Linked DNA regions of Homo sapiens: region 1 is linked to region 2. The links are chromatin loops, found by intact Hi-C in ENCODE. Cell type or tissue: heart right ventricle. All regions are shown on one strand. Each heading gives the region's core, and the rest is flanking DNA. Links, peaks and the distances in the headings are about the cores only. Region 1 overlaps HARBI1 (harbinger transposase derived 1). Region 2 holds the start of CHRM4 (cholinergic receptor muscarinic 4).

Region 1 (13,730 bases), core at 1-8,000, 220 kb after region 2:
TTCTGCCAAATGGACCCACTCTTTATAGAGCAGGATAATGATGGTGAATAGCATTTGGAGTAGAAATAAAACAGCAGATAATAATCCATAATTGTTTTTAATCTTGAGGATGAGTCACCCTCAATTTATTTCCAAATTTCTTCTGTCATCAGCTGTTCATTTCTTTACTTTGAAAATCACCAGATTAACACTGCCAAAGGCAAGAGGTAGGAAATGATCCAAGAGGACAAGTCAGAGGTATCACATGGTGAGTGGCTGAGAAACTGGAACAAGACAACCCTCAGGAAAGTCTCTTTTTTGTCCCAGCAAAGGCACCAATGTGTGAACCTAATTCACACTTTCATTATTCTAATCAGGTTATTTTTATATCAGTGTAATTTTAGAACAAGACTTGCTAGGGGATTATTTATTTCTTAGGAAATTCTGTCCATCACTCTGCATATCCAAGGTCTAGCACCAGAATTCATTTCAAGCCAAGAAATTATATTCCTATTACCTCTCCTTTGTAATACTTTCACATGCCTTCTTTATTCCCTGAATCTTCCTTTTGTACAACGAATTTCAAAACAGAATGACCAGACTTTCTAACATCACAATTATAAGAAATGTGATCTAGTTGAATGTGAGGTGTCTGAACCTGGGTGAATCTGCATTGCTCATCAATCTCTCTCAGTCCTTAGAACGCCTGTAAAGCATAAGCTTGCTATTTTATCTATATTCGAATTGCCTTTTTTAAGCTGATTGGGTTCTCAAACCCATTTAGCCTCTAACTCCGAGTCAGGGTTGGAAATAGGAAACTGGAGTCCAGATGTTCTCCCTAGGATCTAGGTCCAAGTCACAGTCCAATTATTGCAGACAGGCTAAAGATGGAGGTTTCTGACTGTCTTTAACATCCTCTTAAAAGCACAAAGCTGCAAACTGAGATTAGTAGCCATTTACTAATGTCAGAAGATCATTCCCCAACTGAAATTCTCTCTTCACATTTGCCTCAGATTATGCCTATATAGGCAGCAAAGTAGAAAAACTAAAATACCACCCAAATAATCCAGAACAAGTAAATATTGTTTTCTTTCTTTTTTTTTTTTGAGACAGAGTCTCGCTCGGTTGCCCAGGCTGGAGTGCGATGGCACAATCTCGGCTCGCTGCAACCTCTGCTTCCTGTGTTCAAGTGATTCTCCTGCCTCAGCCTCCTGAGTAGCTGGGATTACAGGCGCGTGCCACCACGCCCGGATAATTTTTGTATTTTTTAGTAGAGACGGGGTTTCACCATGTTGCTCAGGCTTGGTCAGGCTGGTGTCGAACTCCCGACCTCAGGTGATCTGCCCACCTCGGCCTCCCAACGTGCTGGGATTATGGGATTATAGGCGTAAGCCACCACACCCGGCCTATGTAAATACTGTTTTCATCTGAAATCTGCAGATAATTGAAACCAAAAAAGTGTTTTGACTATATGCTGTTTTCCCCTTTACTATGAGTTTTTTTTTTGTTTGTTTGTTTGTTTTTTTGGAGAAAGCCTTGCTCTGTCACTCAGGCTGGAGTGCAGTGGCATGATCTTGGCTCAGTGCAACCTCCGACTCCCAGGTTCAAGCGATTCTCCTGCCTCAGCATCCCGAGTAGCTGGGATTTCAGGCATGTACCACCACGCCCGGCTAATTTTTTTTTTTTTTTTTTTTTGAGACGGAGTTTCGCTCTTCTTGCCTAGGCTGGAGTGCAATGGCACGATCTCGGCTCACCACAACCTCCGCCTCCCTGGTTCAAGTGATTCTCCTGCCTCAGCCTACCGAGTAGCTGGGATTACAGGCACCTGTCACCACGCCCAGCTAATTTTTTTGTATTTTTAGTAGAGACAGGGTCTTGCCATGTTGCCCAGGCTGGTCTTAACTCCTGAACTCAGGTGATCCGCCCGCCTCGGCCTCCCAAAGTGCTGGGATTACAGGCGTGAGCCACCGCACCCGGCCGCTAATTTTTGTATTTTTAGTAGAGACGGGGTTTCACCATGTTGGCCAGGCTGGTCTTGTCTTGAACTCCTGACCTTTACTATGACTTTGTAGGCACAGTCATAAATGTTTGCAACCACTGAGCTTTCAAATTAGTGGTACTCAACCTAGAGTTCACTGGATAGTAGGGAGCCGCTGTCTTGGTTTCAGTTTAATTAATGCATATGCAAATGAATCAAGATATTCTGGCATAGCCCCAACCTTACCAAAACACACATATTAAATGTCAGTTTATGACAAGTATCTGTATACTCAGTCATGCTAGATGATGGAACTGTGTAAAAGGTGATGAGGAGGAAAGTCTGTCACAACTCCTGGGAAGTATCCCTCCTCTCCACCTTCTACATTAGCTAAAATGAGTGAGCATTAGCTCCTGACGAATACGGTCAGCCTCTAAGTCCAGGGACTCCATGTGCTCATACTCCTCTTCCGGGGGCTGTTCCATGGGTCCTGTCATTGGAGAGGACCAAACATCCATCCCATGCTCCAGGGAGATGTTGTGGAGGACACAACAGGCCAAGATGATATGGCTGGATTTCTCTGGTGAGTACTGCAGTGCCCCCTTGGATCCATCCAGGCAGCGGAATCGGGAGCAGAGGGTTCGGAAAGTCTTCTCAATCACACTGTGAGTTGCAGAATGGGCCATGTTATAGCGATATTCTGCTGGAGTTTCAGGAATGTGAAGTGGGGTCATGAGCCAGGTTCGAAGAAAGAAGGAACTGTCACCTGTGGGGAAGGCCCAAATAAATCATAAATGACTATAAGTGGAATAGAAACAGGAAGTGAAATTCAGAAAACATATACTGACAATGGACAAGAAAATACAACAGCCTCTGGCGCCAAAGCACACTAGAAAAACCAAGCGGAAAATGCTATGGTAAAAAGAAATCATGCCAATGCCAGGAGCAGAAAGACACGAGTTCTGGCTGAGAATGTCGTTGGTAAAAATCGACACATAAAAACGCTGGCACCTAAAGGAAGCCAAATATGAAAGAATGTAGGAAGGAGGTGAAGGCACTGGAGGAAATAAAATTCCTGCATTTGGCCGGGCATGGTGACTCACGCCTGTAATGACAGCACTTTGGGAGGCTGAGGCGGGTGGATCACCAACTGAGGCCCGGAGTTCAAGACCAGCCTGACCAACGTGGGAGGCGGAGATTGCAGTGAGCCAAGATCACGCCATTGCACTCCAACCTGGGCGACAAGCGCGAAACTCCATCTCAAATAAAATAAAATTCCTGCATTTTCCTAATTCAGAGATATTGTTATTAATAAAAGGCTTAATAAAACCAAATAAAATCAAATAGCATGCCAATCTTCAAAATCTCTACAGAGCAAGAATGAAACAGGAAAAAAGAGAATTCTGCCAAGAGATCCCAAAACACTTGTGAGGGGAAGTCTTAACTTTACCCTCAAAATTTCAAGTCTAAAAGCACTACCAAGGGATTTCAGGGGATTTCATGGACTACAGTAATTTATTCTCCCAGTGCTAAGAAGAATAAGATAAAAGTCCGAGCACTTATGGCAGAGATCAGAACTCAGGTGTTCTGCCTTCCTATATATCACAATTACTAGAACCATGCCTTTGTAAGAGGAAGAATTTCACATGAACAAAGAGAGCATACATATAATCATGCAAATAGTAATAGTTGGTGATAAGGAAATGAATTCAGAAGTCAATTAAAAAAATACACACAAGGCATTCTCCTTAAGTGACTTCTTTATCAAATGATCCCAGGAAGTGCTAACAAAACAACAACAACAAAAAACTGGGGTGCAATGCCCTGATCCAACAGCACAATGTTAGTATAATGCTTTCTTGTCCTGACTCACTGTCACTACATCTGGCAGATGAGATGTCCCGCACAGAGGCAAAACCTCTTAGAAATTTGAGAGACAAATAGGCCCTGGAGTACCAGTTTGCATACCACTGTGTTCCTGCCCCACCATCAATTTCAGTAAATAGTTCTGGACTGTTCAGACAGTGGTAGGCACTGTTCCCAACATACAGGGCTCATTTCTTTTAGGCGCTTACATTTATTTTTTTGGAGACAGAGTTTTGCTCTGTCACCCAGGCTGGAATGCAGTGGAGTGATAACAGTTCGCTGCAGCCTCAACCTTCCAGCCTCCTACCTCAGCCTCCCGAATATCTGGGACCACAGGCATGCGCCACCATGCCTGGCAAAATTTTTAATGTTTTCTAGAGAGGAGGTTTCACTATGTTACCCAGGCTGGTCTCTTAAGTCCCGTGCCCAAACAATCCACCCACCTCGACCTCCCAAAGCCCTGGAATTACAGCGCCGAGCAGGAGCTTACATTTCTGGATTAACTGTAAATATCTAAGAAGTCTCACAAAATTTTCAAATTTACTATTTAGCTGACTTTTCCCCTCCCAGGTATAACCTTTTTTTTTTTTTTTTTTTTTTTGACAGTCTGCTCTGTTGCCCAGGCTGGAGTGCAGTGGTGCAATCTCAGCTCACTGCAACCTCCACCTCCCAGGTTTAAGCAATTCTCCTGTCTCAGCCTCCTGAGTAGCTGGGACTACAGGCACACGCCACCACGCCCGGCTAATTTTTTGTGTTTTTAGTAGAGACGGGGTTTCACCATGTTGGCCAGGCTGGTCACGATCTCCTGACTTCATGATCCACCCACCTCGGCCTCCCAAAGGGCTGGGATTCCAGGCATGAGCCACCGCACCCAGTTTTTTGTTTGTTTGTTTGTTTTTTTGAGAGTCTCACTCTGCCCAGGCTGAAGTGCAGTAGCATGATCTCGGCTCACTGCAACCTCCGCCTCACAGTTTCAAGCAATTCTCCTGCCTCACCTTACCAAGTAGCTGGGATTACAGGCACCTGCCACCACGCCCAGCTAATTTTTGTATTTTTAGTAGAGATGGGGTTTCACCATGCTGGCCAGGCTGGTCTCAAACTCCTGACCTCATGCGATCCACCCCCTTCGGCTTCCCAAAGTGCTGGGATTACAGGCGTGAGACACCACGCCCGGCCATAACCTTTTCTTTTTATTGAACATAACCCTACTAAATAATGAATTTAAGAAACTGATGCTATAAATAATAATGAAAAATAATATCCATGACTCATTGAACACCTACTATGTAGCATGTACTGTGCTGGTACTTTTTTTTTTTTTGAGACGGAGCCTCACTCTGTCGCCCAGGCTGGAGTGCAGTGGTGCAATCTCGGCTCACTGCAACCTCTGCCTCCCGGGTTGAAGCTATTCTCCTACCTCAGTCTCCTGAGTAGCTGGGACTACAGGCATGTACCACCATGACTGGCTAATTTTGGTATTTTTAGTAGAGATGGGGATTTCACCATGTTGGCCAGGCTGGTCTCAAACTCCCAACCTCAGATGATCCGCTCCCTTTGGCCTCCCAAAGTGCTGGGATTACAATCGTGAGCCACCATGCCTGGCCTAACTTTATTTTCAATATTTATTTACTTTACTTTAGTTTTGTTTTTTGAGACAGAGTCTCACTCTGTTGCCCACGCTGAAGTGCAGTGGTATGATCATAGCTCACTGCAACCTCAAACTCCTGAGCTCAAGCAATCCTCCCAACACACCCTCCTGAGTAGCTGGGATTACAGGCACATGCCACAACACCCAGCTAATTTTTAAACTTTTTGTAGAGACAGGGTCTTGTTATGTTGCTAGGCTGACCCTGAACTCCTGGCCTCAAGCATTCCTCCCGCTTCAGGAGGAACTCCCACCTGCTTCACCTCCCAAGGTGCTGACATTACAGGTGTGACCACCACACCCAGCTGGTACTTTTTAAAGATTATCAGGCTGGGCACGGTGGCTCACACCTGTAATCCCAGCACTTTGAGAGGCTAAGGCAGGCGGATCACCTGAGGTCAGGAGTTTGAGACCAGTCTGGTCAACACAGCAAAACCCCATCTCTACTAAAAATACAAAAATTAGCCAGGCATGGTGGTGCGTGCCTGTAGCCCCAGCTACAGGAGGCTGAGGTAGAAAACTGTTTGAACCTGGGAGGTAGAGGATGCAGTGAGCCGAGATCACGCCACTGCACTCCAGCCAAGGCGACAGGGTGAGACTGTCTCAAAAAAAAAAAAAAAAAAAAGATTATCTCTTATTATGCAATCCCAACTCTGCTAGGTTAGATATTGAACTTATTTTTCAAATGAGAAGATCAAAGTATATGTTCGTCATCCTTTGATATGTTAGGCAAAGGAAAGACCTAGTCACTAAATGCTAATTTCAGACTCAGAATACTAAAACAAGAGCATAATAAAACAAGAATATAATGCTGTAAAAGAGAATAAAATAAGTAAGATGAATACTGAAAACTGGAGATGCTAAATGATCCTTGTTAAAGTTTCTCTAAGAAATGGTATGAGTCTTAAATGGAGGAGATATACAGGAAAAGCTAAAGGAGACCTTTTGTAAAATTGCTCTACCCTCACTAAATGGTTATAAACCAAGCACTACTGGAAAACAGACACTCAAGAGGGGATTAGGATCAGAATTGCTAAACAGATTACAATTGCTTATATGATCAGTCATCCACAAGACATTTTGGCAGATCTTACCCAAAGCTGCTTAATAGGACTAGGCCAAGAGCTAAAGAAATAAGAACTGAGGCTGAATTGTTTGCAGGAATAGGTATATTTAGAGGGGAATTTAGATAATGCATTCTGAAGGGACAGATGAGAATGAGGACAGGAATGGATAATATCGTAGGAAAAATAATGCAAAAAAAAAAAAAAAAAAGGCCAGAGGCTCACAGCTAGTTCTAGGTTTGACAAATCTAGAACTGTTCCTCAAACCTAAGGGTTGTTTCTTAAAATACAATTAGGCGGCCAGGTGCAGGGCTTCATGCCTGTAATCCCAGCACTTTGGGAGGCCACAGTGGGTGGATCACCTGAGGTTGGGAGTTTGAGACCAGCCTGACCAACGTGGTGAAGCCCCGTCTCTACTAAAATACAAAAATTAGCTGGGCATGGTGGCAGGCACCTGTAATTTCAGCTACTCAGGAGGCTGAGGCAGGAGAATTGCTTGAACCCAGGAGGCACAGGTTGCAGTGAGCTGAGATCGCCCCATTGCACCACAGCCTGGGCAACAAGAGCGAAACTCCATCTCAAACAACAACAACAACAACAACAACAAAAATACAATTAGCCATCTATTCTCTCTTTTAACATCTTGTCATTCCTTATAATCCTGCCAATCTTCCCATAATTACTCCCACTGTCCACACAACCTTTAGAGACTAGTGTTTTCCAAATCTGTCTATTCATATGAATGATTTAGGGTATCTCTCTGTTGCCCAGACTGGAGTGCAATAGCACGATCGTAGCTCACTGCAGCCTTGAACTCCTAGGCTCAAGTGATCCTCCCAGGTCAGCCTCCTGAGTAAGCTGGGACTACAGGCACACGCCACCATGCCTGGCAATTAAAAAAAAAATTTTTTTTTTTTTTTGGAGATACAGTCTCCAGCCCAGTCTGGAGTACAGTCACAGAATCTTGGTTCACTACAACCTCCGCCTCCTGGGTTCAAGCAATTCTCCTGCCTCAGCCACTCGAGTAGCTGGGATTACAGGCATGCGCCACCAGGCCCGGCTAATTTTGTATTTTTAGTAGAGACAGGGTTTCACCATGTTGGCCAGGCTAATCTTGAACTCCTGACCTCAGGTGATCTGCCTGCCTCGGCCTCCCAAAGTGCTGGGATTACAGGCTTGAGCCACCGCACCTGACAAATTTTTTTTTTCTTTTTTTTTTTTTGAGGCAAAGTCTCGCTCTTGTCCCCCAGGCTAGAGTGCAATGGCGTGATCTCAGCTCACTGCAACCTCCGCCTCCCAGGTTCAAGCGATTCTCCTGCCTCAGCCTCCCGAGTAGCTGGGATTACAGGCGCCTGCCACCACACCTGGCTAATTTTTATATTTTTAGAAGAGATGGGATTTCACCATCTTGGCCAGGCTGGTCTCAAACTTCTGACCTCAGGTGATGTGCCCGCCTTGGCCTCCAAAAGTGCTGGGATTTAGCACCTGGCTAAAATTAGCACCAGGCTAATTTTTGTATTTTTAGTAGAGATGGGGTTTCACCATCTTGGCCAGGCTTGTCTTGAACCTCTGACCTCGTTATCCACCTGCCTTGGCCTCCCAAAGTGCTGGGATCACAGGCGTGAGCCACTTTTCTTTTTTTTTTTAAGATGGAGTCTCACTCTGTCATCCAGGTTGGAATGCAGTGGCAGGATCTCCGCCCACTGCAACCTCCACCTACCAGGATCAAGCAATTCTCCTGCATCAGCCTCCTGAGTAGCTGGAATCACAGGCTCACGCCACCGTGCCTGGGTAATTTTTGTATATTTAGTAGAGACAGGGTTTCAGCATGTTGACCAGCTGGTCTGGAAGTCCTGACCTCAAGTGATCCACAGACGTGAGCCACCACGCCCGGCCTGAGGAAATCAGTTTCCACATCTTCAACTTCCACAGGTATATTCCAAGATTTCTTCATGCCTCACACCAAAACTAGCTTTAATAAACACTTGCTGACCAGGCACAGTGGCTCATACCTGTAATCCCAGCACTTTGGGAGGCTGAGGTGGACTGGCTGAGCTCAGGAGTTTGAGACCTGCCTGGGCAACACAGTGAGACCCAGACTCTACAAAAAAAAAAATAAATAAATAAAAGAATTTTTTTTTTTTTTTTTTTTGAGAGTAAGTCTCACTCTGTTGCCCAGGCTAGAGTGCAATGGTGCAATCTCGGCTCACTGCAACCTCCACCTCCCAGGTTCAAGTGATTCTCCTGCCTCAGCCTCCTGAATAGCTAGGACTACAAGTGCCCACCACCATGCCTGGGTAATTTTTGTATTTTTTGTAGAGATGAGGTTTCACCATGTTGGCCAGGCTGGTCTCAAACTCCTGACCTCAGGTGATCCACCCGCTTTGGCCTCCCAAAGTGCTGGGATTACAGGCATGAGTCACAGCGCCCAGCCAAAAAATTTAAAACAAAATTAGCCAGGCATGATGGCAGGCACCTATGGTCCCAACTACTCGGTAGACTGATGTGGGAGGATCAATTGAGCCCAGGAGGTCAAGGCTTCAATAAGTTGTGATCATGCCAGTGCACTCCAGCGTGGGTGACAGAGTGAGACCCTGTTTCAAAAATACATGTGTGTGTATGTATATAATATATATATATATATATAAAATAATAAAAAGGCCAGGCGCGGTGGGCTCACGCCTGTAATCCCAGCACTTTGGGAGGCCAAGGCGGGCGGATCAAGAGGTCAGGAGATGGAGGCCATCCTGGCTAACACAGTGAAACCCCATCTCTACTAAAAATACAAAAAATTAGCTGGGCGTGGTGGCGGGCGCCTATAGTCCCAGCTACTCCGGAGGCTGAGGCAGGAGAGTGCTGTGAACCCGGGAGGCGGAGCTTGCAGTGAGCCGAGATCGCACCACTGCACTCCAGCTGGGCGACAGAGCGAGACTCCGTCTCAAAAAATAAATAAATAAATAAACATTCGTTAAATGTTGCTACAGTATCCATTTTTCCCACTCCTACTCTTTCTGTAGAGAGGGGCATCAGAAAAGTTATTTATCAGAATTTTTACTAATTTTCAACTATTTACTATAAACAATGTAAAAAACTACTTTAAAGCCATAATTCCAACTGAATCTTGGATCCCAAGGTGGGAAGAAAAAGAAGTCCTTACCAGGAATATTTGCCAAATAAAGTAATTCGTCCTATGATCTGATTTAAACACTGAAACACAAGCGACTTAAATGTTATGTGCCTCAGTCTCCTCTTTTGTAAAAATGTTAATATTATTATTATTTAACTCTTTTTTTTTTTTTTTTTTTTTGAGACAGAGTCTTGCTCTGTCTCCCAGGCTGGAGTGCAGTGGCGTGATCTCGGCTCACTGCAAACTCCACCTCCCGGGTTCACGCCATTCTCCTGCCTCAGCCTCCGGAGTAGCTGGGACTACAGGCGCCTGCCACCACGCCTGGCTTATGTTTTGTATTTTTAGTAGAGATGAGGTTTCACTGTGTTAGCCAGGATGGTCTGGATCTCCTGACCTCGTGATCCGCCCACCTCGGCCTCCCAAAGTGCTGGGATTACAGGCGTGAGCCACCGTGCCCGGCTATTATTTAACTCTTAAAGAGTTTTTATAAGCATTAAGTGATATAATTGATGCAAAATGCTTACAATATTGCCTGTCAAATTTTAAGGGCTAAGTTTTAGCTGGCTTAATAGTTAGGGAACCGGGCAGGGTGCAGTAGCTCATGCCTGTAATTCCAGCAATTTGGGAGTACAAGGTGGGCTAACTGCTTGAGCCTAGGGGTTCGAGACCAGCCTGGGCAGCATGACAAAACGCCAGCTTTACCAAAAATACAAAAATTAGCCCAGCATGGTGGTGTGCATCTGTAGTCCCAGCTACTCGGTAGGCTGAGGTAGGAGGATCAATTGAGCCCAGGAGGTCAAGGCTGCAGTGAGTCATAATCACACCACTGCACTCCAGCCTGGGTGACAGAGTGAGACCCCGTGACAAAAAAAAAAAAAAGGTGGGGGGAACCAAAGTGAAGAGATTCATAAGAAATCAGCTTGGAACCCAAGTACTCCCACAGCTACAGAAGAAATGGCCAGATGAAACAATTGCAAAATCTACTTTCCCACACTTCTTGGTGTGAGTTGTATGAAAATAAAATTTGAAAGCTCAAAATAGGCAAAAGGTGTGTTTAAGATAAAGGTCCAGTAGAGTAGCAAGAAGGTGGTGCACTAAAAATAGTACGGAGAAGCAACAATCAAGAAACTCAGTAAGCTCCAGGATATTACACGTGGTACCCTGGCAGCTCTACACCCATCAGTGTAGTCTTTGCCCACTTGGAACACAGGAGGTTTCTCTTTAAAGTGCTAGTAAACATGTTAAAGAGAAGTATTTCCTGAGCATCAACTCACAACAAGCACTGTGCAATGAGCATGTGCAGTGCAGATATGATTAGTGGTAGTGATTAGCTGGGTGTGGTGGTGTATGTCTGTGATACCAGCTACTGGTATTATGAGCCTGGGCTGAGGCCAGAGGATTGCTTGAGACCAGCCTGGGCAACATAACAAGACCCAATCTCAAAAAAACAAAAGTTAGAGAAGTCTTCTAATCCTTAACGTAGCTTTCATCTCTTATATGTTGTATACAAGATAACCCTTGTCCTGATGCTCATATAAAAGTAGCACATTAAAAAAAAAACAAACCCAAAAAACAAAAAACTAAGCTGCTGGATTCAAGGGTTTTATCACTGCTAACTGCACTCCTCAGAGCTGTACAGTCACCTTGGTTCACACTGCTGAATGTTGAATAGATTCTTGTTCTACTCATAACAGTAAGCCAGTCTTTCCAATGGAACTCGGGCAGATCTGTGAAGTGAGTTGCTACAATAAGAATTGTGTACATGCATTGTCTACTATCATTTTTATGCAGATATCACAGTGACAATCAACAATGCAAAAATAATTTTTTTTTTTTTTTTTTGAGACAGAGTTTCGTTCTTGTTGCCCAGGCTGGAGTGCAATGGTGCGATCTCGACTCACTGCAACCTCTGCCTCCCGGGTTCAAGCAATTCGCCTGCCTCAGCCTCCCAAGTAGCTGAGATTATAGGTGCCTGCCACCACGCCCAGCTAATTTTTTGTATTTTTAGTAGATAAGGGGTTTCACCACGTTGGCCAGGCTGGTCTTGAACTCCTGACATCAGGTGATCCGCTTGCCTTGGCCTCCAAAAGTGCTGGGATTATAGGCATGAGCCACCACACCCGGATTTTTTTTTTTTTTTTTTTTTTTTTTTGAGATGGAGTCTTGCTCCATCGCCCAGGCTGGAGTGCAGTAGTGTGATCTCAGCTCACTGCAACCTCTGCCTCCCAGGCTCAAGCAATTCTCCTGCCTCAGCTTCCCAAGTAGATGGGACTACAGGCATGCGCCACCATGTCCAGCTAAATTTTGTGTTTTTAGTAGAGAAGGGGTTTGACCATGTCGGCCAGGCTGGTTTTGAACTCCAACTCTTGACCTCAGGTGATCCACCGCCTTGGTCTCCTGAAGTGCTGAGATTATAGGCGTGAGCCACCACAACTGGCCACATTTGAATATCTATACAATACTTCATAGGTAACTTTCATATATATTACCTAATCCCCACAATAGATATTACTGTGGTTGGTGTCAGATTAATCATTTTACAGATGATTAGCAGAGCCAGATAAAAATTAAGGCTCAATTGTATGGATGTACAATACTTAAACAATTCTGGACAGTCCTGATAAGTATGTTGGCTTTTTTTTTTTTTTTTTTTTTGAGACAGAGTCTCCCTCTGTTGCCCAGGCTGGAGTGCAGTGGCACGATCTTGGCTCACTGCAACCTCCACCTCCCAGGTTCAATCGATTCTCCTACCTCAGCCTCCCAAGTAGCTGGGATTATAGGCGCGCACCACCATGCCCTGATAATTTTTGTATTTTCAGTAGAGGCGGGGTTTCACTATGTTGGACAGGCTGGTCTTGAACGCCTGACCTCAGGTGATACACCCTCCATGGCCTCACACAGTGCTGGGATTACAGTCGTGAGCTACCGCACCCAGCAGTATTTTGGCTTTATTTCAGGGGATTGTTTCATTTATTTGTTTGCTTATTTATATTATTATTACTTTTCTGAGAGACATTGTCTCGCTTTGTTGCCCAGGCTAATCTCGAGCTCCTGGATTCAAGTGACCCTCTCACCTTGACTTCCCAAAGTGCTGGGATTACGGGCAGGAGCCACCGCACCCAGACAGGATTGTTTTTATAAGGTTGTTTTTGTTGCTGCAGCTATTGTTTGCAATAAAAATTCTTGTATGCAATTTTGTTTTGCATATGTATAAATATATACCTGTAAGATAAATTCTTAGGAGTAGAAGAGCTGGGTGAAATAACATAAAATACATTTATTAATATATATATATATATAGGCTGGGCATGGTGGCTCACGCCTGTAATCCCAGCACTTTGGGAGGCTGAGATGGGCAGATCAACTGAGGTTGGGAGTTCGAGAGCAGCCTGACCAACATGGTGAAACCCCGTCTCTACTAAAAATACAAAATTAGCTGGGCATAGTGGCGCATGCCTATAATCCCAGCTACTCAGGAGGCTGAGGCAGAATTGCTTGAACCTGGGAGGCGGAGGTTGCAGTGAGCCAAGATCGCACCATTGCACTCCAGCCTGGGCAAAAAGAGCAAAACTCTGTCTCAATAATAATAATAATAATAATTTTTTTTTACGTTGGTGTGGTGGCTTACAGCCATATTCCCAGAGCTTTGGGAGGCTCAGATGGGAGGATAGCTTGAGGCCAGGAGCTCAAGACTAGTCTGGTCAACATAGTGAGACTCTGCCTCTACACAAAATAAAAAAAATAAAAATAAAATAAGAAAAAAAAGTTTAATTGTTTTGGAGACAGGGTCTTGCTATCTTGCTCAGGCTGGTCTCAAGGTCCAGGCTCAAGTGATCCTCTTGCCTTAGCCTCCCAGATAGTTGGAATTACAATTACCAGTTGTACTAGTACGTGCCACTGTGCTGGCTCTAACAGTATGCTTTAAAGTTTTAATAATGTCTATTAAATGTTGATTTTTTAAAAATTAAGGCTAAGAAAATTCTCACCTGAGGTCTCATAAAAAACTGACAGGACTGAGACTCAGCTCTACAGACTGCCATATCTCATTCTACTCCACTACATAATTTTTCT
Region 2 (14,901 bases), core at 2,370-10,369:
AGTCAGAGGGCAGGAGACGGGGGGCACAGCCTCGCCGAAGCCTGGGCGGACCCTTGGCGGAGGGCGGGGCCGCGGGCCGCGCAGCGCTGACCTGGGCCGCTCTCTCGCCAGCCGACTGCAAGTACAAGTTTGAGAACTGGGGTGCGTGTGATGGGGGCACAGGCACCAAAGTCCGCCAAGGCACCCTGAAGAAGGCGCGCTACAATGCTCAGTGCCAGGAGACCATCCGCGTCACCAAGCCCTGCACCCCCAAGACCAAAGCAAAGGCCAAAGGTCAGCGAAAGGAGAAGGGGGTGGGGCTGTCGCGGGGGGCTGCCCCCCCCCCCCCCCGCCTGTGAGGGGACAATTCCAAGTTAAACCTTAAGTTTTGAGTCCTGGCCAGTGGCTTCCTGACATCGCCTCACTTGGCTTCCCTGCCTGGAAAAGTCTGAAGATGGGCACTACAAGAGAGGCCGCAGGTGATGCTGGGGACATAAATCCTCCCTGGCCCAAATAGGGACCAACTCAAACTACTCCATTGGAGCATCTGGCTTAGGACCCAGGGAGAGTGTCCTGGAACGGCTTGCCTTTGTCAGCTCTCCAGCCACGGGCAGCATTTGGTCAGCTCTGCCCTTTCTAGTGTTGGGAGGAGGTCAAGGCCCACCCTGGGCCTCTCAGCTCACTCGTGACTCAGCCCAGCGAGGCCAGCAGGGCAGGGGTGAATCTGCCCGCTTCTCAGGTGAGGAGGCTGAGGATGCCCAGGGCTGCTGTGACCAGGACTAGGACTGGAAACTTGAAGGTTTTCTGATCCCAAGTGGAAATAGGAAGCTGGGGATGTCCCATGTCCACATCACAATGGCTGCCCCATCCCCTGCTTCCGAGTCAGCTGATTGGAAACCACTAGGGGGCAGAATCTTCTCCTTCCCTGATGCCCGGGTGTTTGTGGAGCCGGCGGTCTGCAATGGGTCAGCCTAACTGCTGATATGGTATTAATATTTCTTTCTTGTTTTACAGCCAAGAAAGGGAAGGGAAAGGACTAGACGCCAAGCCTGGATGCCAAGGAGCCCCTGGTGTCACATGGGGCCTGGCCCACGCCCTCCCTCTCCCAGGCCCGAGATGTGACCCACCAGTGCCTTCTGTCTGCTCGTTAGCTTTAATCAATCATGCCCTGCCTTGTCCCTCTCACTCCCCAGCCCCACCCCTAAGTGCCCAAAGTGGGGAGGGACAAGGGATTCTGGGAAGCTTGAGCCTCCCCCAAAGCAATGTGAGTCCCAGAGCCCGCTTTTGTTCTTCCCCACAATTCCATTACTAAGAAACACATCAAATAAACTGACTTTTTCCCCCCAATAAAAGCTCTTCTTTTTTAATATATAAAAGCCCCTTCCCAAGGAGTTTGCTGTGGAAATGTGTTTGGGAGTGGGAAGGTGGGGAGAAAGACCAGGCTGTAGGGACTGGTGGGTTTCAGGGGGCTTGGTGGTGGGTGCTCTCCAGAGCTCATGGAAAAAGCAGAACAATTACAAACATTTCTTCCAGGGCCCCTGAAAGGGTGCTCCCCATCAAGTCACCTAAGCCTTTCGGTCCTCATCTCCCTCAGGGACCAGGGCTGGGGAAGGGAACCTGGCTGACTCACTGGAACCACCACACCCATCTCAGCCTCACCCAGTCAAAGGTCTTTTGATACAACCCACAGCCAATCAGGAAGGTTCTACCCATGGGGGAGAGCAGATGCGAGGGCTGCGTGCCTACCTCACTGCCCACCTCCCCCCTTCCCACTGTCATGGAAACCCGAGTGAGCCACCAGGTTGACCCCTTTCCTCTTGCCTGTGTGACCCAGGCCTCCACCCTGCAGAAGCCAGGGGGTGAGAGGTTTGAAGAGGGCAGATGGGAATGCCATCCACCACAGCCTCACCCTGACTCGATGTGTGACCTGGGACAGCCTTCTAAGGCCGGGGCTGCAGGGGGCTGTCTTCTGAATACGTGGACCACTCACGGCTCAGCCTGGGATCGCAGAAGGCCAGACCTCAGTTCCTGAGACAGAACCTCTGACCTCCCAGCTGCCCCATCTTAATGTGACAAGGGCAGTGCTGCTGGGGCGGGGGGGACCTGGCCTCCATCATACCCACCCAGAACCTGGCTAAGTAGCTGCAGCCAGAGGAGATTTCTGCCCCTGGAGTGGGATTTGGGGAGAGGGGGCTGAGCCTACATGCGGGGTGCAAGGGGGCAGAAAGCACCGATTACAGCAGAATGGGGGACCCCACCCTTCTACTCCCTTCCCAAGCCTCCTTTTCCAAGCACTGGCCCCTTTGTTCTTCCTGAGGGGGCCCTGGGCTTCGGCCCCCATCCAGATGTCCATTCTTCCAGCACTGCTGATGGTTGGTCACAGTGGGGCAGGTGCCCACCCAGGCCAGTGCCCCGCAGCTCGCTGAAGCAGGGCCACAGAGGTGGGCCAGGCAGCCCCAGTTCAGACACTCCCTGGGGTGAGCCTCCTCAGCCTGAGCAGAGATCTGGTCTCTGAATGCAGCCACAGAGCCTCTTCTGAACTTCCTCCTCAGCAAACGTGAACGCAGAATGGTGCCTGCAACTCTTCCCCACAGCAAGTGAGCCGTGTGGTCCCCCCAGCACACGCACGCAACACCAGCACCTCCTAGGGCACTCCTGCCTGCCTACCTGGCAGTGCCGATGTTCCGATACTGGCACAGCAGCAGGTGCCGGAAGGTCTTTTTAAAGGTGGCGTTGCACAGAGCATAGCAGGCAGGGTTGATGGTGCTGTTGACGTAGCAGAGCCAGTAGCCAATGGACCACACCGTGTCAGGGATGCAGCTCTGGCAGAAGGTGTTCACCAGGACCATGACGTTGTAGGGCGTCCAGGTGAGGATGAAGGCTAGCAGAATGGCAAAGATCGTTCGTGTCACTTTGCGCTCCCGGGCCGCCATCTGCCGCTTCTTGCGCACCTGGTTGCGAGCGATGCTGGCGAACTTGCGGGCCACGTTGGCCGCAGGGCGCATGCCAGCCGGCGTGGCAGGCACAATCTCAATGGCTGTCACACACTCATTGCCTGTCTGCTTCGTCACAATCTGGATCTTGGACCATCTGGAGGCTGGGTTGAGGGCCCGCGGCTGCAGGGGAGGGGCGGGCATGGCGGGCGTGGTGGCCTCTGTGGTGGACAGCTCTGTGGCTGGGCGTTCCTTGGTGTTCTGGGTGGCACTGCCTGAGCTGGACTCATTGGAAGTGTCCTTATCAGCCACGGGGCGCGGTGGCGGTGGCAGCGCTGGCGGGGGGGCCTCCTCCAGCTTGCCATTGCGCAGCTCCTCCCGGGCGGCCTCCCCGGGCGGGGGCTTCTTGACGCTCTGCTTCATTAGTGGGCTCTTGAGGAAGGCCAGCGTCTTGGCTTTCTTCTCCTTCGGGCCCTCGGGCCGGTGCTTGTGGACTCGGCTGCGACTGGCCAGGGAGATGTGGATGTACAGCACCGTCATGATGACCACAGGCAGGTAGAAGGCAGCAATGGCTGTGCCAAAGGTCACTGCTGGGTTGGACAGGAACTGGATGAAGCACTGGTTGTCGGGCACCGTCCGCTTACCCACCACAAACTGCCAGAACAAGATGGCAGGCGCCCAGAGCACGAAGGACAGTACCCAGGCAGCAGCAATCATGAGGCCTGCCATCTTGGTGGTGCGCCGGGCAGGGTAGGTGAGAGGCTTGGTGACGCAGAAGTAGCGGTCAAAGCTGATGATGAGAAGGTTCATGACGGAGGCGTTGCTCACCACGTAGTCCAGGGCCAGCCACAGGTCGCAGACCACGGCGCCCAGGGGCCAGTAGCCCTTGATGATGTACACGGTGTAGAGGTTCATGGAGAAGGCGCCTATGATGAGATCAGCACACGCCAGGCTGAAGAGGAAGTAGTTGTTGACTGTCTGCAGCTGCCTGTTGACCTTGATGGACAGCATCACCAGGATGTTGCCCACGACAGTCACCAGGCTCAGGGAGCCTGTCACTGTGGCAATGAAGACCATTTCCACCGTCTCATAGCGATTGTGGGATGATGACGTGACCAGGCGCACGGACTGATTGCCCGAGCTGCCATTGACAGGTGTGAAGTTGGCCATGTTGGTTGCCAGGGGTGGGTAGGCCGTGTCTGGGGAGGAAGGGGAGAGAAAAGCATGAACTACAGGAGGGAATGGGGGAGTCATCTGGAGGTACACTGGATTCAAGGTGACAGAGGGACATTCTCTGGCAGAATGCCTTGAGAGAACTCTGTCCCGCCATCCCGCATTTGCCCATTCATTCAACATTAATTGAGCACCTACTATGTGGCAAGCATTGCTCAGGGTGCTGTGGCTACAGAAGTGAATAAGACACACATGGCCCCCTGCCTCATGGGGGGAGACATGCAAACACGTGAGCCACAAAAGAAAAAAAAGGCAGGGTGATGAGAGAGTGAGTCAGAAGGCAGGACAGGCATGACTCCTTGCTAGGTGGCCTCACCCACCAGGTCATCTGGGTGATGAGGAGCCAGCCACAGGAGGAGCTGTGGAGAGTGGCCCTGCCAGGGGCAGTAGCCACAGCAAAGGCCTGGAGGCAGCGCAAGGCCTGGACAGAGGCCAGTGCTGGGGGAGCTCAGGGAAGCAAGAGGAGGAGGAGAGTGGTCCCAGAGGCCCACGAGCATGTGGGCTCTGGAGGGAGGTGTTCTGTTCATCCATTTACCCATTCGGTCATTTCTTAACACCTGCTCTCCAACCCCTGTAGAAGACACTGGGACAAAGGCAATAATCGGGGTATGTATGAGCACCTAACACTGATGGTCTACTAAGTGCCAAGCACTTTTGACACTTAAAAAAAGTGTCTATTTATTTATCTATTTATTTGTAGAGACAGGGTCTTGGTATGTTGTCCAGGCTGGTCTAGAACTCTTGAGCTCAAGCCATCCTCTCACCTCCTGAGTAGCTGGGACTCCAGGCGCCATCATGCCTGGCAACATTTTTTATAGTGTTAACTCATTTCATCCTCATAACAAACCTATGAGGTAGATACCATTTTTTCTCTACTACTTACAGATGGGGAAACTGAGGCACGGAGCTGTTAAAAGCCTGACCAAGGTTTCACGGCTTCTTGCACTATGTTGCTGGTGGGATTAAGTGCGGGGTGAGGTGGTGAGAGGAAGGCAGTCCCGTAACTTAAGAGCTCTGGCTGAAGGAGGCCAAAGAGCTCCAGGAGCCAGAAGGCTTTGCAGGGGACCAGAGGCGGTGCATGGAGCTGGGCACCCCAGAGAGGAGGAGAGTCCCTGCAGAAGGGGCTTCAGGAGGTACCTGCAACTGTCACATCCCCTTCAAGGAGTCCTCAGCTCCAGCCACAGGGCATGCAGCTGGGAGGGAGGCAGTGCAGGGGTCACTAGGTTGTCAGAGAACCCTGAGGCCCAACTGGGGACCCGTGAGGTGAAAGAATTGTCCCAGAGGGAAGAGAAGGGCTGCCAGGGCCGCCTCTCCCCTCCACAGTCCACTCCGCACACCGGGCGGCGCCCTAGCTGGAGTCCCCACCACAGGCCCTTCCCTGAGCCTGCCCTCCCTCCCACCAGGCTCCTCTTAGCTCTCCTCCCCCTCTTCCTCTTCCCTCCATGTGAGGGAGGCCCACGCCAGCTCTGAGTGCCAGGGCAGCCGCTCAGCCCAGCCTCCTTCACACCCGCCAACACACACACCGCTCCACAGACGCACGCGGGCCCATCACAGCCACGCCAGCCCAGCAGGCATGGTCGGATACGCAGTTCTGTGCGTCTGTGTGTGAGAGGAAGAGAGGGCGCGGCAGCCGGCTGTGGAGGAAGGAGCACTAACCCGCAGCCTGGGCTCTGGCTCTGTGGCCTGAGACGATCCACTGCCCCTTCCTGCACCTCTTTCTCATTTGCAGAATAGAGAGGATCCTGTCCTGGGACATCCTCCCCAGCAGCTATAGGGATTGGCACCTAAACTTGATCTCTATACATAAACACAAAAATGTACTGCAGGCTGGGGCCAAGGGCCAGGGTAACTGCCCCAAGTCTGACCCCAGCCCTTCTATTCCACCGTCGCAGATACAGACCCAGCCTCCTAGCCTGATAGTTCAAGTTCTCCTGTTCTAAATCCTTGGTTCGTAGGAGGAGAGGCTGAGAGCAAGTGTTGTCACCCCCAAGGTCACACAACGAGTCAAGGGCAAAGACCACATACTGCCCTCTCTTGGGGTCCCTGACAACCCCATTTGGCTCTGAGAGCCTCTGAAATAGAAGCTCAGGTGTCACTCTCTGAGCTGTCCCCTCCAGCACCAGGAGGCTGCCCTCCCCCAATCACTCACGTGGAGGAGGGGACAGGGCAGGCAGGAGTAATCAGTCAGCCAGCCCCAAGGAAACTCACTTCAGCCTCCCAAGGCAGGATACAGGGCAGCAGGATGATAACAAACGGGGCTAGAAGTGCAGAATGTGAAAACATAATAGCTCTTGTTTATTGAGTGTTAACTGCGTGTCAGGAACCCCTCTGAGCTTTTAATATAGATTATCTGGTTTAATCCTTACAACAGCCTGAAAAGGCAGGTATTATTAGTGTCCTCATCTTACAGATGTAAATATCCTCTTATAGATGAGGATAATGTTAATCAACTGGCCCAAAGTCACCAGGTTAGGAAGTACGGGTGGGGGCAGAAGAACCCGGGAAGCTCCTTCTTAAAGTCCAAGGTGCTACTGCTCAGAGTTGACCTCCTGCCTCTGCTCCCCTCGACCCGAAAACCACACAACTGAGGGACTGTCCAGGTGAGGCTTGGGTAGGGTCCCCTCACATTCCTGCTGGCTTCTCGACTTAGCTTTCCCAGAAGACAAGCGATGTCTTGTCTTCTCCCAGATCCTGGCGGCTGGGCTGAGCCGGGACCACTGGATGGCCGGTGATTAAGTCCTGCTCTTGGCCCGCGTGAGGGAGCTGCCAGGTGCTGACAGGGCGAGGCTCAGGGTCTCCCCGACTCCGCCCCGCCCCAGCTGTCGTCGTTTTGGACACCTCGGGGTCACCCGCAGACATTCCGACCCCCTCTGGCGCCTTCCCTGGAATCCAGATACGCCTGGCATCTGGGGAGCGAGCCGCCGCCGCCGGGGCTGTGCGCACCGCTAGATGGCAATGTCGGTCCCTGGTGCCCGCTCCGGACCTAGACCGTGCGGCCGCCGTTGGCCACCGCCCCCAACTCCAATGCGACTGCGAACCCAGAGGAGCCCTCAGGCACAGCCTCCCGGGGAAGTGACGCGGGGTCCCCTCGCCAGGCCCCGTCGGACGCCGCCCCAGAGCTGCCCTCGGCTCCGCGCGGGGTTCTCGGGTGGGAAAGTTGAGGGAGCCCGGATTCCACCCGGCACCCTGCGAGGAACGTGTGGGCGGGAGCGCGAGTGCGAGTTCTGTTTGTGTGTGCCTACGGGGGAGCGCGAGTAGACGCTAGTAGCTGTATGCATGTGCGTGTGTGTGCGCACGGCCACGCCTGGATACCAGTCCGCCCGTGAGAGCGCGTGAGCATGCCGCGCCGTGTGCACACGTGCATGTGCATGCGTGTGCGTGCCTAGGGTGCTGTGGCCGGGAGGATGCACACGGTTCGGGTGCCTCTACACCTGTGGACTTGCATGCACAAGCAAATGCAGGGCCGAGAGTGGGTGACCGGTCACATTCCAAACGCCCCTGCCGGAGACTCAGCCAGACCTTAGCTGTCCGCCTGAGCGCGTAGAGGGTCGGGCCAGGAGCCTGCATCGGGATTGCACCTGGCCTGTGGGTGAAGGGTTGTGCGGGCGAGGAGGCCAGACTACTAGGGGCTGCCTGCGACGGGCCACCTAACTTTGGGACGCCGTCTTAGCCCGGTGCCCAGAGGTGTCCAAGTCCTTAAAGATGTGGCAGAGTCCTAGCCTCTGACTGACATCTGTCGAGGGGCCTCTGCGAGAGTCGCCCAACCTGGCCTTGAGGGACACCAGGCACGCTCAGCTCTAATAACTCCCCTAAGAGGCGTTATTGCCAAAAGCCGCCCATTCTCGCGGCGAGAGGGCATCCGCAGTGCACCCACAAGGCGGAGGCCCGGACAGAGCTCGGGTCAGGCGAGTGCAAGACTCTTGTCCTCCTTCTCTCCTCACCCTGCACCCTACCCCAGAGGCACTGTCTAGCCCCTGTGACCAAAGTGGGGACCCAGTTTCTCACGCTAGGGTCGGGCGGGCCTCGAGGGCCGTGTTTTCCTAGGCCATCTGGAGGCTCCTCCATGTCTCCGCCGTGGTCGAAGGAGCCCTGGCTCTCGGGTGCCCCGCCCTCCCTCCAAGCCCCTAGCACGCAGTTCCTGCAGCCTCTGGGCGTGGGCACTGTGTTTCCCGAGTCCTCGACACCCCTCTTCCCCGGGCGAGACCGGAGGGGGTGCTCCGCACGCCCGTGGGGTGGTTTGGGGTGTAGGTCTTCGGTTCTTGGGCATTCACTCCATGGCTCTGGGAAGGCTGTGGCCCCTGGATCTGTCCCTGGGGCGGGAGAGGAGACTCCAGAGTCCAAGGGAGGGAGAGGCGAAGATTTGGCACCGACATTGTGCCCAACACTTCCGTTGCGGGGCCGGAGGAGGGGGCCTGGAGCTGGAGGACCCCGGCTTGGAGGCTGGGCAGCAAAGGGGGGTAGTACCGGAGCGGGGGAGGGGTGTCGGGGAGGGCAGGGGTGTTTTCCGTCGGGGCTCAAGGTCGTAGATGGAGGACTCCAGGGGCCGGAGTGGGCTGGCAGCGCGGGGGCAAAGGGGTGGAGGGAGAGGGAGGGCGGGGAGACGGCGGGAAAAGGGCTCTTTGGGGCTTCAGCGCCCGGCGCCCTGCTGAGCCGCCAGTGGGAGGGCTGGAGTACAGGGTCCCACCCCCGACGGCTGCCCCTGGCTCCGTGGGGTCTGTGGGCGGGCAATCCCCCGCCCCCGACATCCTGGATGCCCACCCCTTCCCACGGGCGCACCCGGGCGCACCTGGAGAAGCCTCCGAGAGCCCCCGGCCTTGCTTCCAGCGGGGTCCCCCAGCCCCGGCCCACTGCCGCTCCCGGCCCGCGCTCGCCCCGGAGGGGGTCTGGCGCCCTGTCCCAGTCGAACCCACCTCTGGGGAGCCTCAGAGCGTCCCGGGGACCTGCTTCCTGCTCTTCCCGGCGAGCCCCCCGCCCCCGCGCCGCCGCGGAGCCACTTACCCGCCGCCTCTGCCCAGCTCCCCTCGCGCCAGACAGACGGCGGGACGGACGCGCGGCCCCGCGGGCCGGCGGGGCGGGCGGCCGGGCCGAGGGCCGGGGGCGGGGACGGGGTGTCGAGGGGCGGCCCCTGCTCCGCCCGCAGCTCCCGGCGCTGTGGCTCCGACTCGCGCTCACGCTCGCACTTTTCCCCGAGCCGCGTGATGTCACGAGGAAGCAGCCAATCGTGGCGGGGCCGCGCCGCCCGCCCCGGGCCGGTCACCCGGCGGCGACGCGCGGGGGTCAACACCCGAGGCGTCGGAGACCCCGGCGGTCCGCGCCCCTCTCGGGGGCTGGCCGGCAGCTCCCTGCTTGGGCACAGAGGGCGCCGCCCACGGCCAGCGACGCAGGGGAGCAGGGGGCGCTGCCCTCCGGGGGGTGGGGGTGTCCGCGTTGTCATGGGGACGCGGCGCCCCCTCGCGGGCTGGGGAAGGAGCTGGCAGCTGGGTCCGGCCGCGCTCCCGCCTCCGCCCTGACCATACTCCCGGGACCCTGAGCTATTTTCGCGCCTCTCCGGGACCTCAGCGCCCTGCGTGGCCCCGCTGGCGGTTTGGCCGCGAGGCGCGGGAGTCTGACCCCAGCGGGAGGCTGCGGGTGGGTGGGGCGGGCTGCGCCGCCAGGGATCCGTCGGGGTCGAGGGCCGGGAGCTCCAGCCGCGCCGCTGCGTGCCGGCCGGGCCGCCCGCGAGGAGGGGCGCCGTCGGGGCCTGGGGAAGCGCAGGAGCGGGTGGACTGGAGAGGTTCGGCCGGGGAGAGAAGAGCCCACCGCGGACCACTCGCCCGCACCCGCTCGGCTGCCTGCTCAGCGTTCCGGGCCGGGGAAGGGGCGCGCCCCTGCTCTCCCAGCCCTGGGATGGGACGCGCCGCCAGTCCAGGCGCAGCCTGGACCGCCAGTTCACCGCCGCCTGTGAGGGACAGTCGGTTGCCCAAGGTCGCCGGGGCCGGAGCCCGGGACAAGATCCCGGAGAGCGGGCAGCCAATCTCAGAGGTCGCTGGGAACCGCACGGGCCGTAGCCTCAGGACTCCGGGCCTCGCCCAGGCTGGGCGGACCTTGGGGCGGCTTCAGCACCTCGGAGAGCTCCCCGCGCCCTGGCCCAGCAGCCTCGCCTGCCTGATTCCGCTCCAGCGCTTGTCTCCCTCCGAGAGCGCCCTTCCGGGGGACCGCCGGGGTCGGACGCTCCCCACTGCGCCCAGGACCGAGGCCTGTAACCCCAAATTCTGATCGCAAACATTTGATTAAGCTTAAGACGTCTGATTTCTTCTCTCGGGGAAACAACTCAAGACCCTCCCCCGAGGGCCGGAGGTGGTGAGGGCGATTGCGGGGGCGGCGGTGGAGGAGAGGCAGGAGCCTCTTGGCAGAGAATGGGAGGGAACTCGAGTAGAAGCCAGCGCTGCGGGGCTCTTGGTGTGGGGTTCTCCGCGCGGAACCCGGAAGTGGAGTTCGGGTCCCCAGAGCTCGCGAGCGCGACGGCTGGGGTTGGTCGGAATTGGGAACTTCAGGGCTGGGGTTGGTTGGCTAGAGTAGGAAGCCATCTTCTGTTGTTACATGAATGATCGGGTCTCCCAAGACCTCATAACTGGGGGTGAAAGAAGCACTACTCTTCTTGCCCCACTTCACAAATAAGGAAAGTTGGTTCATAAGACCCTAAGACGGCACTCCTGCACTTCTTCCACTTTGCCATATCCTTCCCAGGGCACAGAAGAGTGTGATACTCCTAAGAGGAGGTGGGGGTTGTGGAGGAGGAAGGCAGATAGATCCTTAAAACAGTCAGATGAGAAAACAAGCAAGGCCAAGGGCGGGAGGCTGCATACACAAGACACGCCTCCAGCTACTGACCCCAGCTCTTCCAGAAGCTGGCAGGCAAAGTCACTTTAATTTCTCCACAATCCCTGTTATGAAGGGCTTTTGACCTCTCTCAATCTCCCAACCCCAAGAACCCACGGTGGAACCCTGGAGAGCTGAATTGGGAACAAGGGGACTTGGTGGTTTCTCTGCTCTGCTTTTGATGCCACTAGGTCAGCAGACAAGTAACAGAATTTCTCTGAACCTATTTCCTCATCTCCAAAAGGGACTGCCCCTATCTTTGCCCTGGTGACCCCACAACCTTGTGACGTGTAAGGGGCCTGCAAAGGTTTTACTACCAGAGAGGCTCTGTCATTGGGCAAGGGCTTTCTAAGGAAAGGGGCTGGTGTGGGGACAGAGAGGTGTTGACAAGGGCCTCCAATGGGGGGTGGGGAGGTTGGGGAGGGTGGCTGGCACCATCCAGAGACAGCAGAGACAAGGCCTGGCAGGTCCAAATTTGGACCACCTTGGCCGGATGGTGGCTCACGCCCACAAACCCAGCATTTTGGGAGGCCGAGACAGGCAGATCACTTGAGGTCAGGAGTTTGAGACCAGCCTGGTTAACATGGTGACACCCCATCCCTACTAAAAATACAAACAAAATTAGCTGGGTGTGGTGGCACACACCTGTAATCCCAGTTACTCAGGAGGCTGAGGCAGGAGAATTGCTTAAACCTGGGAGGTGGAGGTTGCAGTGAGCTGAGATTGTGCCATTGCACTCCAGCCTGGGTGACAGAGACTCCATCTCAAAAACAAAACAAAACAAAACAACAAAAAACAAACAAAAAAACCCAAAAAACAAATTTGGACCACTTCATCCCTAGGGACCTCCCCATACCCTTTTCCCCAAAGCAACAGAACAAGTCAGGGTTCCATTGTTTCTCCTACACCTTGTCTTCCTTCTGTAGAAATGACTGGCTGAAGTGTGCACTCTGGAATCATACACTACTTGGTTCAAACTCTGGCTCTGCCAGTTAATTGTGTGCTCTGGGGGTAACAGCAGTAATGACCTCAGAGAGTTTTTGTGAGGATTGACAGAGAGAACGCACATTGACTCCTGGCCTGTGGTTTACATTAAACAAATTAGCAGGACCCACTATCAGACCAAGGAATTCTTCCTCCAACGGGTGGTGGGGAGAGGATGTGGGGCAGTGGGCTCCCTTCTCCTTCCATCCTTCAATGCTTAGCTCAAATCCACTTTTTTTTTTTTTTAAAGAGATAGCATCAGCCGGGCACGGTGGCTCATGCCTGTAAACCCAGCACTTTGGGAGGCCAAGGCAGGCAGATCACCTGAGGTCGGGAGATCGAAACCAGCCTGACCAACACGGAGAAACCCCATCTCTACTAAAAATACAAAATTAGCCAGGCGTGGTGGCTCATGCCTGTAATCCCAGCTACTAGGGAGGCTGAGGCAGGAGAATCGCTTGAACCTGGGAGATGGAGGTTGCGGTGAACCGAGATGGCACCATTGCACTCCAGTCTGGGCAACAAGAACGAAACTCCGTCTCAAAAAAAAAAAAAAAAAAAAAGAGAGAGAGAGATACGGTCTCACTTTGTTGCCCAGGCTGGACTTGGACTCCTGGGCTCAAGTGATCCTCCTGCCTCAGCCTCCCAAGTACTTAGGGACTACAGGTGTCTAAATCCCACCTCTGAAAGGAAGCCTGCCCTAGCCACTTGTGTGCTCTCTGGGCTTCAGTGATTCCAAAGTACAGAACTAGAAGTAACTTTGAGGTTGTGTAGTACAAGCCCTGCATCCTAACAAGGGAAAGTGAAGCCCAGAAAAGGCAAATGGCTTGCCCAAAGTCACACAGCTAAGTGATGTGTCTTTCAGTCCAGAGTCCACTAATACAGAATTTTCTAGAAAATAAGAGTCTTCCTAACTCTGGCCATGGTTTTTTATTTCTTGCTTGCCAACTTATCTTTTGGTTTTGTCTCTGTTGGAGCAGAACCTGGAATTCTGAGTGCCCCATGGCATCAGGGACAGATTTGGGCACACACACACACACTCAAAAGTACGTGCTGCTGGCAAAAAGCCCTGGAATTGCTTGGATTTTCCATTAGAGCTCTTGAAGAGTTGGGGCAAATATCCTTTTCCCACTTGAGACGGAGTCTCACTCTGTTGCCCAGGCTGGAGTGCAGTGGCGTGATCTTGACTCACCGCAACCTCTGCCTCCAGGGTTCAAGCCTCCCCAGTAGCTAGGATTACAGGTGCGAGCCACCACGCCTGGCTAATTTTTTTGTATTTTTAGCAGAGACAGGGTTTCACCATGTTGGCCAGGCTGGTCTCAAACTCCTGACCTCAAGTGATCCGCCTGTCTCGGTCTCCCAAAGTGCTGGGATTACAGGCGTGAGCCACCACGCCTGGCCAGCTGGAAGCTTTCAAGCAGCCAAAGCCCACGAATAGAGCAGGCCTTTCGGCCACTGTAGGGAAGACACAGTCAAGGGAGACCTGAGCAGCTAGCAACTGGCACCTTGCCTGCAGATAGGACCAAGCCCCTCCACCTGCCTAGCAGGCTGGACACCTGCTGTGCGTGCTTTCCCAGGACTGGAGGGGATCCAGGTTTCTGGCCAGTTACATCACTTCAGGCCTGTAGTCCTGGGTGGGAAGCTATTAGGATGAATAGCCTTCTGTCGTTCCTTCCTACATACTCACCCTGGCACTGGAAGGTGGCCCCAGTCTGTAGCAGGCCCTGGGGAAGCAGGAAGTGGTGGCGTACAGAGAAGTGGTATGAAGCAGAGGTGGCAGCCCTCACCTGACCAGCTCTGGCGAAGGGGTCAGAGGGGTCCACTGCACCCCACTAGGAGAGCACCAGAAACAGTGCCGGGAGAACCTGGGCCTGGCCCAGTTCAATGCCCCTCACTTCCCAATCCCCACCCCTCCCCCATCCTCCTTGGAAATAAGAGAGAGGAGCCTGGCGAGGGGCATGTCATCATTTTAATGATGTGATCTTTGGTGTTTCCCTCATTAGCTGTAGACTATCCCCTCTCCTCCCACCACAATGTTTCTATGATGAGTTACAAACAGAAAGGAAATCACATTTTCATACTAAAAACAAAATGATCAGAGCCTTGATTTCTCCACTAGAAACTACACGTACAGTTAAGAGTCCACATGCAACACCTTAAATCACAGACTGAGACCTCACATTCTGACCTGGAGTCTCCTCCCCTTCCCCAGCCTTGGGCTAGCTTTGGCCTAGGCTCAGGTAATACTGACACCCACAGGCGCTGCTCTGAGGGCCTTGCGGGGAGAAGACTGGTGGACAAGCCCTGGGGGCTGGCCAGCCTACACCCCCCACTCCTGAGTGAGGACCTGCCCACTGTCCCTTGACCCCATCCTGTATCAGGCAAGCAGGCGCCCCCTTACCCCACAGTAGTCCCCCATTAGTAAATGCCGAAGTCCCTGTCCTCAAGAATCTGGGAGCCTGGCCCGATCCCTGTTGGTTTCAGTGGGGTAAGACGACGAAGAGAGGCTGAAGCTCTGGAAGGCTCAGAGTTGGAGGTGGTGTCTGGGTTCCTGGTGGCTCTGCCCACCCAACAGGTGGACAGGGCAAAGCTGCCTCGCGGGCCTCTGTCCAGGATGATTGGCCCAGATCTGGAAGACTGTTCACTCTCTGGAGGCTCTCTGTCCAGGGCTGAGTCCCCTGAGCCCATGTTACTAGGAGAAAGTGGGGTGCCTGGCAGAGATACCCACTTGTTCCTCTATTCACATTAAGCCCACAGTGTGGCTCTCCCGGGCTCCAGATCCTGGAAGGTTCTAGTTCCCCGAGGCAGGCCTTGCCCATTTGACTGTCTTGTGCCCACTGACTGATCTTCCTCTCCACCCTGACCCTCTTCCTCCTCCTGTTCCCTGATGCAGCCAGCAGCTCTTCCACATGTC

The links. A loop is a pair of places that touch in the nucleus more often than their neighbours do. Peaks named below come from ENCODE experiments on the same cell type or tissue, not always from the same donor. Only the 100,000 strongest peaks of a DNase experiment are listed, where the experiment ranks them.
Region 1: it touches region 2 in a loop (2.7-fold over the local background); 53 of 110 quality-filtered maps call a loop at or near these places.

The regions. Positions count from the first base shown.
Region 1 is chr11:46,601,187-46,614,916 of GRCh38, forward strand. HARBI1 (harbinger transposase derived 1) reads right to left here. Exons shown (of 3, transcript NM_173811.4): 3 at 1,675-2,723. The coding sequence ends at 2,344. Among named protein-coding and RNA genes, the nearest start is that of HARBI1, 9.2 kb to the right of the region's middle. In heart right ventricle, for the core only: no CTCF peak of the experiment used is centred there; no DNase peak of the experiment used is centred there; H3K27ac peaks cover 830 bases.
Region 2 is chr11:46,382,476-46,397,376 of GRCh38, forward strand. It overlaps CHRM4 (cholinergic receptor muscarinic 4), which reads right to left and starts at 9,301. Exons shown (of 2, transcript NM_000741.5): 1 at 9,056-9,301; 2 at 1,314-4,111. The coding sequence starts at 4,082. The coding sequence ends at 2,643. It overlaps MDK (midkine), which reads left to right. Exons shown (of 5, transcript NM_002391.6): 4 at 112-273; 5 at 994-1,326. The coding sequence ends at 1,019. AMBRA1 (autophagy and beclin 1 regulator 1) reads right to left here. Exons shown (of 18, transcript NM_001387011.1): 18 at 13,939-14,901. RefSeq lists silencers at 1-178, 7,063-7,122, 7,153-7,362, 9,342-9,431, 9,612-9,661 and enhancers at 7,588-8,193, 8,194-8,797, 10,315-11,089. In heart right ventricle, for the core only: CTCF peaks have their summits at 7,088 (motif pointing right), 7,288, 9,596 (motif pointing left) and 10,276; DNase peaks (open chromatin) are centred at 7,096 and 10,246; H3K4me3 peaks cover 2,566 bases; H3K27me3 peaks cover 2,699 bases.